Linked DNA regions of Homo sapiens: region 1 is linked to region 2. Evidence: chromatin loops called from intact Hi-C (ENCODE). Cell type or tissue: endothelial cell of umbilical vein. All regions are shown on one strand. Region 1 holds the start of IL1RL2 (interleukin 1 receptor like 2). Region 2 overlaps IL1R2 (interleukin 1 receptor type 2).

Region 1 (5,000 bases), 160 kb after region 2:
AAAACACAGGGGAAATATTTGTGTTCTCAAGCGTACTTTTAGATTTTTAAAAAGTGCTAACCAAGTGGTTAACATTATGCTAGACACTGAGAAAATTACAAGGTAAGAAAAAACAGAAATCTAGCCAGAGAAGAAGAGTGTGAAGAGAAAGTTGTTCAGGAAACAATCTCATATGACAGAGGGTCTTAAACCCATGACTGAACTATTTGGACTTTACCACTAGGAGTAGGTATATGGGAGATATTGGAGGCAACAGGTTGGAAGAACTTTCGACATAAAGAAACACATTGATAGGGCACTATTGTACAGCAGATTGGGAGGAGGTAAAAGGTTACATAGGGAGGTTGTTAGGAAGGTGGTAGAGTAATCCCCTTGGGAGTCAATTATATTTAAGACATTTTATAAAATAAATTAGGAGAAACTTCTTTTTATTACGAAAGCAATAATGGTTTGAGAGAATGTGGAAATTTCTAAAACATATAAGGAAGAAAAATGTCACCCATAACTTCACAACCTAAAGATAATTATTGATATTTTATAACATTTCTATGGATATAACTGAGACCATATAATACATGGAGTTTAACACTCTTTTTAAAACTTAGCATAAATATTTGCCCACATTACTATTATACGAAATACAATCTATAAGTAGTCACTAAGTCTATCAAATGGATGGTCCATAATCTGATAGCTTTGCTGCCTTCAGTGGACATCCAGATTATTTCTAGTTTTAGCTATCAGTAGTCAAAGTGCAATAGTTATCCTTTCTCAAATATTTTTACTTCCCTAATCATTTGCTTAGCATATATTCAGAGGGCAAGATTCCTTTTCAGGTTCTTGATGTTCCATAGAGACATTTGCTCCTCTTACACAAGCAGTGTGTGGCACTGAGAATACTCATTATTAAATCATTGCTAATTTGATAGACAAAAAAAGGTTATCCTTTGCCAGTTAACTATTAACATGGTTGAATGTTTCACTTAACAATTACAATTGGAGGCGGGTGGATCACTTGAAGCCAGGAGTTTGAGACCAGCCTGGTCAACATGGTGAAATGAAACCCCATCTCTACCAAAAACACACAAAAAGCAAAAAACAAAAATTACCTGGGCGTGGTGGTGCACGCCTGTAATCCCAGCTACTAAGGAGGCTGAGGCAGCTGAGGCTATTGGCTTCGTCTGTGTTATTTTATTTTGGAATTTACAAACTGTTTCCTCCTTTGTGATTTTGCACTAGCTGTTTCCTACTTTGGGGAAAGCCCTTCTCGCAGACCTCCACATGCTGGACTCCTTGCCTTGACAAGGGCCTCTGCTGCACCATAGTCCCTTCTGAAGGGAGGACTTCCCCAACACCCTCTCCATCACTTCATCATAATTGCTTTCAGGGTTCTCACCAGCCTGAAATCATCCTTCAAAATTTTCTTATTTACTTGACACTAGAATGACTGTAAACTCTAAGAGGGTCTGTCTTCTGTACAGCTGTATTTCTGGCACTCAGAATATCACCTGGAACACAGTGGGAACTGTATAAATATTTGATGAGGGACTGAGCGAACTAATGAATGGAGCTCGAGGGAGTGAGTGATTAAGCCCAGGACTGCAGGAAACCAAGTGCTTTAAGGACCTCCTTCCAGTCTCCCTGGCTGCTTCTTCCATTTCTAGAAGTCCATTTCATCCCAACAATAGCAGTCTGCTACAGAAATGCTGCTATATATTCCCAAGCCTCATAGAGGGGAAATATGAGAACTTAAGGGCCTTAAAGGTATAAAGATCTTGGTGGAGCCCCAAACACCCACCCCAGCCTAATACTGGGTTTTGGAAAGTTTAATTGTTGCGTGTGAATATATTTCTGTTTCATTCTCATTGGGAAACATTATCTGTGGGATATGGCCAATGGGAAATAATCAGATATTTAGTTAGAACAAATAAAAGGTAGTATGCATCATGTAAAATATAAATTTGTATATGAAATCTTTAATCCAAATTGTTGCCCTCCTACCCTTCTGAATAGCCGTCATATCCTAGTCTGAGGGTCAAATAGACTGAAGGTAAAATTCAACCAAGCAGAATTCTGTAATGCTTTCATCACACACAGATTTGTTGCTTTTTGCCTGCTCTCAGAATGAAGTGATGAATCTCTAGAGGAAGTTGATTTACTTCATAAAAAAAAAAACCAACTGAAAATTATTTCCTATGGCCACTGACTAATGCTAGAAAACATTAAGAATATTCCCATTGAAAAAATATCTGCAAGTGGGAGAGAATTAGACAAGGAGGGGTTGGTAGGGGGATGGTGATAAGCATCTATTACATATTATACACCCTGTTATGGAGGCTTTACAACTGCCACCTCTGAAAACTGGGCATAACCTCTCAATCTAAATGTATATAAAATAAAATCACAGGATAGCTTTTACATCAGAGCAGCAAAACTGGCAAAATTTAAAAGTCTGACATTACCAAATATTGGTAAGAACATGAAGCAATGAAATTCTTTTCCTCTAAAGGACATAGCTATGGAAAAAAATTAGGGCTTTTCTAATACAATTGAGGATGTACCTACCCAATGATTCTGCAATTCCGTTCACTAAATGGCCTCTGAAATACTCGCACAAAAGGACATTACCAGAATCTTTGCAGCAGCACCGTTTATAAGAGCAAAATATAAATTTGGAAAAACTTAAATGTTCGAAGGAGATGAATACATTTAAGTTTTTTTTTTTCAAGGTAATTGAGAACCTGCAGTAAATATTATGGTTTCCTGTTATTTTTAATTGCTAAGTTTACAATACCCGGAATCAGTTCTGCCTTCAAAGCCAAGTGTTCATTTTCCACGTATCAGGAAACACATTTGGCATAGAGACCATCCCAGGAAGTTAAATTTCAGATTCTCAGAATTAGTAGCAAAGTGCAATGTCAGAAGTGTCCAGTGAGAGGCACTGCAGGGGACTGGGATGGCCTGTCTTAACTTCATACATTTTGGGGCAACAATACCCATTAAACTTGGCATATATACTAGTCCTCAGGCTAAGAAATAAGATAGGACACAAATGCATCTATTCATAAAGTGAAAATGAAAAAAGATAGCATAAAGATTTAGAAATACCTTTCAACACTGCTCATAGAAATAATTCTGAATGCAAATCATATGACTTTTATAAAAATAGTAACACTTTTGTTTTGTTTTGGATGAGGACATAAACGCTGAAGAATATACATATACAGAGGAACCTCGTTTACTGCTGATAGTAGGGGAAATAAATAATAATCTCTATTTATAGCTTAAGAAAGAGGTCCTCAAAGAGTGGGAGCCCTATGGGTCCCTGAGAGACCCTTCAAAAAGATCTGTGAAATCAAAACTATGTTCATCGTAATATTAAGACCTTATATTCCTTTTTTATTCTCATTCTCTCATTAGTGTATGGTGGACCTTTTCAGAAGCTATATGACATATTATATCATGACACTGATTGCAGAAGCAAGTATGAGAATCCAGTCATCTTCTAGTAAGCCAGACATCAAAGAGATCTGCATCTATGTAGAACAATGCCGCTTTTCTCAATAAGCCTGTTTTAGAAAGTAGAGTTATTTTTCATAAATTGTATGATATTTGCGTTAACATGTAATGGGTTTATTGTCACTTAAATAAGAAAGTAAACGTTTAAAAATTCTCCCTTTAACTTCTAATGTAGTAATATTGACAGGCATAACCTACATAGACAAAAGCACTTTGGAATCCTCAATACTTTTTAAGAGTGTAGAAATCTACAAACCACTGACCTTCAGCCTATCACAGGAAGCTTTGCTATTAGCACAATTATTGCATCTCTGCTCCTATGGTTGCTTTTGTCTCACTGTCTCTGATCTTTCAAAGACCGTTGGGAAGAGCTTGACCAGTAATCTATTGAATGGAGATTACATTTTGAACCTTTTCCTACAACTCAGTGCCCTGTGGGATGACTCTGGGGTGTCTCCTGATGGCTAGGGCAACAGGTCCCTGTTGACATCACCTTATCGGGAAGTTTTAGACAGGAACAGTCTTCAGGCTCTGAAGTACTTGAACACCATGGGATTCCTGCCTTACAGAAGTTAATGAGCACGACTCAGGCAGATTCATAATTCTCCTTAGAAGCCATTTGGGATGGCTTCCACTTTGGGGTCATTCCACATAGGCCAATGCAGAGCATGCAGTAACTGCTCAAATAGGATTTGGAAAGGAATGAATAATTCATTTAGACGTTCAACTTGGAATAGACTTAAGCAGACACTCCTGGTGATGAAGGACTTAGATGCCAGAAAATCAGGCTCAAAGACTTTCAAGCCACTTCCTAGTGTGATGTCACATTCCTTCCTACGCTCCACTGGGGAAGGCAGGTCTGCCCCGCCCACGGTGGCGGGGAAATACCTAGGCATGGAAGTGGCATGACAGGGCTCGTGTCCCTGTCATATTTTCCACTCTCCACGAGGTCCTGCGCGCTTCAATCCTGCAGGCAGGTAGACACCGGGCCGGGAGTCTGGCTGAGCCAGGCATGGGTGGGGCCCTGACAGTAGGAGAGGTGTGCAGGAAAAGACGTGGCAACAATGTGTGCCACCGCAGGCCAGGGATCAGGCCCCCCAGGCCGGCCCCCGACCGGCTAGGTGACCATGGGGGAGCCGACTCCGTCTCTGGGTCGAGGAGTGGAGCTCGCGGCTATTTTCAGCTCCAGCGGCTCCCTGCCTTCCTTTCTCCTTTCCCGCTGGCCCTTGCCAGGTAGGCCTGCCCTGGCTGCTCCCCAGTGAGCGGGTGTTTGGGGTTTCTGTTTAGACCGCCAGGCTCGGGTGGATCCCGAGGACACAGGCGCGCAGGGGAGGCTCCGTGCGCCGCGAGCGGGGTTGGGGTCCCACGTCTGGAACCCAGGCCGCAGGCTGCGCTGGGGGGCGCCCTGGCCCTCACGGGGGCTCTGGACACCAGCCTGCTTCGCTGTCAGGTGGCAGAAGCAGCTCCCACGCGGTCCCCAC
Region 2 (5,000 bases):
AAGTAGCCAGCTCCTATGAATAAGCTGGCTGAGCTCTAGAATGCATTCTCTCTCTCTCTCTCTTTTTAATAGAGATAGGGTCTCACCATGTTGGCCAGGCTGGCCTCGAACTCCTGGGTTCAAGTGATCCTTCCACCTCAGCTTCCCACAGTGCTGAGATTATAGGTGCAAGCCCCCAAGCCCAGCCTAGAATGCATTCTCTTTTGGTTTGGGAAAAGCATAAAGAGGACAAATGAAAGTTTTTACCTGGAGAGGAAAGAGCACAGGCTCTGGCGTCAATGGGTCTGGGTTTGAAACTCTGTTCCTTCTCTGATCTGTTGTGCAGCCGTGGCCGAGTGACTCCACCTCTCGAACCTGTTTCCTCTGTAAAGTGGCAATTAATAACTTTCACCACCTGGGATTGTTTCAAAGATTAAATGGAATCATGTGTATGAAGCACCCGGTGCAGTGCTTGACATATAAATGGTGCTCAATAAATGTGCATGGACAAAGATGTCATGGTGATGCTTAGTAATATTTATTCCCTTCATAATAATGATACCTATTACTGCGCATGTACTATATCCAAGCCTGTTCTAAACTCCCTGACATGCAACCCGATGAAGTAGGAACTGTAAATATCCCCCCTTTTTACAGTTAAGGACCCATAAGGATGTTCCCAAGATCACACAGCCAGTAGATGGTGAAGTCAAAACTCAAACCCAGGAGGCCAGTTCCCATACACCACTGGAATGACTGTGGTGCTGGGCTCTATTTGGCATTTTTCATATTTGACTACTCATGCTTAGAACAATGAAATATCTCCTTTCAATTAAATATGTTCTAAAGTGGTACTTCATGAGCCATGTGGCAATTTCAATTTTATCTGTGTTCTCGTTCGGAGTAAGATTCTGAAGTGACTCAAGGTTATATTTGACTGTTGCAAACGTTGAATAATCATGATTTTGAAAGTGATGTCCCTGAGAACATTGTGTGCTCATTAGGGTGTTTTTAGAAATCCCATTCCGCTCTTTCTATTTCCTGGAGGCCTTGATCTTGAGGATTCTATTCTGCAGAGACCCCAGAGAACCTTGTGTCCATATAAAAAGTGTGGACTCGTTTCCCCTATTTAGTTTTTCTTATAACAGAGATTTTTCTGTTACTGACTCACAAAATTGAAATGCTTTTTAAAGTAATTACTGCAACGTCATCTCTTCTGAGCATTGTTGTCCAGGTCATCATGACGATTTATAGTGCTCTTCCCAGATACTTCCTAAGGCCTGAAGGTAGCAGTCAGGACATAAACATATTTGTATTTTAGATGGCTTACTTTGTCAAAGAAGAGTTCGTCTCTTTTTTTTCCCCTTGGACAAATATGCTCTAACTATTGTAGTTAACCAAATCTAGCAATTTTATTTGTTTATATGTTAACAAATTCCTTCCCCTAATAATACAGTCAAACGTATGCCCAAAGTACAAAATTGGCAAAGTAAATACCAGGACAATTCTTGGATTGCAAATCCCACATTGGTTGATAATGATGATGTAATTCATAGCCTTTGAGATGTATATTGGTATAATGTCAACTTAAAAAAACATTTTCCCTTAAGGATTCTCTTCTTTTGGATAAAGACAATGAGAAATTTCTAAGTGTGAGGGGGACCACTCACTTACTCGTACACGATGTGGCCCTGGAAGATGCTGGCTATTACCGCTGTGTCCTGACATTTGCCCATGAAGGCCAGCAATACAACATCACTAGGAGTATTGAGCTACGCATCAAGAGTAAGTACTTGCCATTGAGGCACCTATCTATCCTGGTTCAATAACAAGCATGCAGAGAACAAATGACGGTGCACGTAGAATTCCTTGCAGGTCTTTGGAATGAAGGATAACGGAAAACAGATCCATCAGCTCTCCTGAAGCATCAGGTTAATAAGACGTGTGTGATACTTTGAAAGGTATAAATCAGGGTGTTGTTCTGAGAACAGGTGAACGAATTGGGAAGGTTATAGGGTTGCAAGATGAAGGCTAAAACACACCACTCAAGAGAGTCAAACAGTGGCTTCTGTAGAAGGTACCCTTGGAAAGTGTCCTGTGAAGCTTTGCACCTATAGGGCTAGAGGTCACCACATGCTGTAACTTTATGTTCAATTTTAGGATACTTCAATTTTATTGGGTATTCTAACCAGAGAGCTAGCCTTGCACATCCAGTGGAAATTGCCTTTTATTTGTCTTCCCTAAGGTGGGTCTAGCTGCCCTTAATAGCAATATTTCAAATAGTCAGAGCTGCCATTGATTAAAAGGAGTTTCGTTTGAAAATGCTGTTTTGAGCAGTATTGGCTATTGTTTCACATTTGTTCAACATTTACTCCGTACCAACTGTGTGCCGGACATGGAGACAGGTGTAACCATGTGTAAATCCTGGACTTTGCCTTGGAGAGTGGGCCACACTTCTTTGTTTTTTATACTGAATAATGATCACAACTGGGGTCTTTTGAGGGGATTTCAGAGAGCTTCAGAGACACGCTAAGTTTAAATAATTGGTCTATAAGGGGAAAATATATTTTTCTCACAGAGCATCCAGAGATTCAGTTGCACCGCATTTTCCCACGGACTGAGGTGTCCTGATTGTGTTTGTTTTACAGTCCTGTGAGGATTCGTTCATATCAGCTCCTTGCTTCTGGACAGGCCACTGACTCAGGTCTCCTGAGGCTTTCCGTGGACCGGCACGGTCCTGTCTCTGCGATACTGTGCATGAACACTAGGGGGCAGCCGCCCTACATGCCTGTCTGTGTTGTGATCCTCCCAGGATCTCAGTGGCTCTCAAGGGGTGGTCCTGGGCCAGCAGCGCCTCATCACCTGGGTACTCAACAGACATGCAAATCTCGGGTCCCGTGGAGACCTACTGATTGAAACTGGAGTCTGGGGGCTGTCATCTGTGTCTCACAAGCCCCCGGGTGATGCTGGGGACCCTCAAGTCTAAGAAGCACTGAGATCCTGGAGGCTTCTTTCTCTCCCTGGATGCCCCAGCTCCATAGGGCAGCGCGTGACTTGGAGGAGGGGAGGAAAAGGCGTCTGGCCGTGGTCGAAAAGCCGTCTGCCCCTCAGGCTGTCCTGCCATGCTGTCTAATGTGTACTCATGTCAGGATTTCAAAATGCTGTTTCGTGGAAGTGAGGATGATGAGGCCCGTCGTGGAGACAACTCACAGCCCTCACCCCCCAGGTGTCCTTTTTGCTCATTTCAGGGGCCTCGTTTCTTTCTTTCTTTTCTTTTCTTTTTTTTTTTTTTTTTGGTTTTTTTTTGAGGCGGAGTCTCGCTCTGCCACCCAGGCTGGAGTGCAATGGCGCGATCTCGGCTCACTGCGACCTCTACCTCCCGGGTTCAAGCGATTATCCTGTCTCAGCCTCCTGAGTAGCTGGGATTACAGGCTTACGCCACCAAGCCCAGCTAATTTTTGTATTTTTAGTAGAGACAGGGGTTCACCATGTTGGTCAGGCTGGTCTCGAACTCCTGACCTGTTGATCCACCTGCCTCGGCCTCCCAAAGTGCCGGGATTACAGGCGTGAGCCACTGCACCCGGCCACCTCCTTTCTTTACGTTGGCTCTAATCCCTTGGAGATCCACTTCTGCCTCTCCAGAGAGTTTATCTCTTCAATTAACAAGGCCTCTGTGGCCGAGGCCAGGTTACACACTAGCCTTCCAAATAGGTGTTTCTTGAGCCCTGTGCCTTTTCTAGAAGAACTGAGTCTTGAGTATTTTGTGGCAGGCACTTTGGAGAGGTGGAGAAGGTATTTTAGGTCAGGTCAAGTTTCGGGGAAAATCTATCTCGTGGACCTCATAAACATGATTGTTTTCAGGAAGTCTGGGAGGGAAATGGTTAATTGTTTATCATAGAGCAAGGACTGAAGACCTCCTGTCAGCGGAATGTGTGTTTGGCTGTGGCCTCTTCCAGTAATTGCTCTGCTGGGAAAGTCATTGGCCAAGGATGCTCGATTTTGTAGAGAGCCTGTTTCCTTTGCCAGACAAAGCCTGACTCTCATAATGACTGGCCATACTGGAAAGGATAACTTAGTTGATTAGCCAAACAATGACTTGAACCACAGCGTCAAATGAAGGCTTTCCTAACGGAATCTCTTTTCCTTACATCTTTCTCAGAAAAAAAAGAAGAGACCATTCCTGTGATCATTTCCCCCCTCAAGACCATATCAGCTTCTCTGGGTAAGGCCCACAAGGACCATGCATTCCACGCACCTGTGGGGGTGCCTGGTATCCCAATGCAGGGGGCTTGGGACCCTTGCGTCTGCTGATCATACCTGCTCCTTGGGTGCAATGTGCCTGGGTGGAGACCTTAGAACTCCAGTGTGTGAGGCTGGAATAACAAGTGTGAGGAAATATTTCCCTTTGGCCAGTTTGGTTAGAAATGGCATAATCTGAAAACAGGTATACTTTGCTTCATGCAAAGCCTACCTATAAAAATCTGAATGTGAAAATCTGAACGTTCTGGCAGCAGTTATCAACTGCATGAGAAGATGAACAGCATGAACCCCAGGCAGAGCCAGCACCCTCAGTGTATTTAAAATAATTCACATCACCAAAACTTGGCTGGCGCTCTGCCTCTCTCTAAGACTCCATTTGTAAAGTGGGCTCAGCTGTGGTCAGTTTCTTGTTGCCAGAAGAGCTGGTAAGCTGGTTGAATGGTGCCATGAAAATGACCAATGGGGCTTTCTGCTTTTCACTCCATGTGGTACAGTCCATCCTGGCCAGCACAGGTCCACACTAGTGGCCAGTGAGGGTACGTAAGTGTACTGTACTAACAACCAACTGATGCTAGTGGTGGGGCGGAATTGATGTTTATTGAGGATCCACTATGTCCAATGGGATCCCATTCAATCTCAACATAGACCCTGTAGGTTTTATTCTCTCAATTTTCCAAAAGGAAAAAGCCACCCAGGGCATCACGTTGGCTCAGTGGAGGCCAAAAGGCCATGCTCAGAGTCAGGCTGGAGTTCAGATTCAG

The links. Peaks named below come from ENCODE experiments on the same cell type or tissue, not always from the same donor. Only the 100,000 strongest peaks of a DNase experiment are listed, where the experiment ranks them.
Region 1: it touches region 2 in a loop (3-fold over the local background); 7 of 110 quality-filtered maps call a loop at or near these places.

Annotation. Positions count from the first base shown.
Region 1 is chr2:102,182,591-102,187,590 of GRCh38, forward strand. IL1RL2 (interleukin 1 receptor like 2) reads left to right here and starts at 4,433. Exons shown (of 12, transcript NM_003854.4): 1 at 4,433-4,496. RefSeq lists an enhancer at 4,089-4,618. In endothelial cell of umbilical vein, a CTCF peak has its summit at 2,937; a DNase peak (open chromatin) is centred at 2,901; H3K4me3 peaks cover 218 bases.
Region 2 is chr2:102,018,049-102,023,048 of GRCh38, forward strand. It overlaps IL1R2 (interleukin 1 receptor type 2), which reads left to right. Exons shown (of 9, transcript NM_004633.4): 5 at 1,590-1,764; 6 at 4,139-4,201. Among named protein-coding and RNA genes, the nearest start is that of IL1R2, 29 kb to the left of the region's middle. RefSeq lists a silencer at 2,933-3,126. In endothelial cell of umbilical vein, a CTCF peak has its summit at 2,747 (motif pointing right); DNase peaks (open chromatin) are centred at 2,763 and 3,973.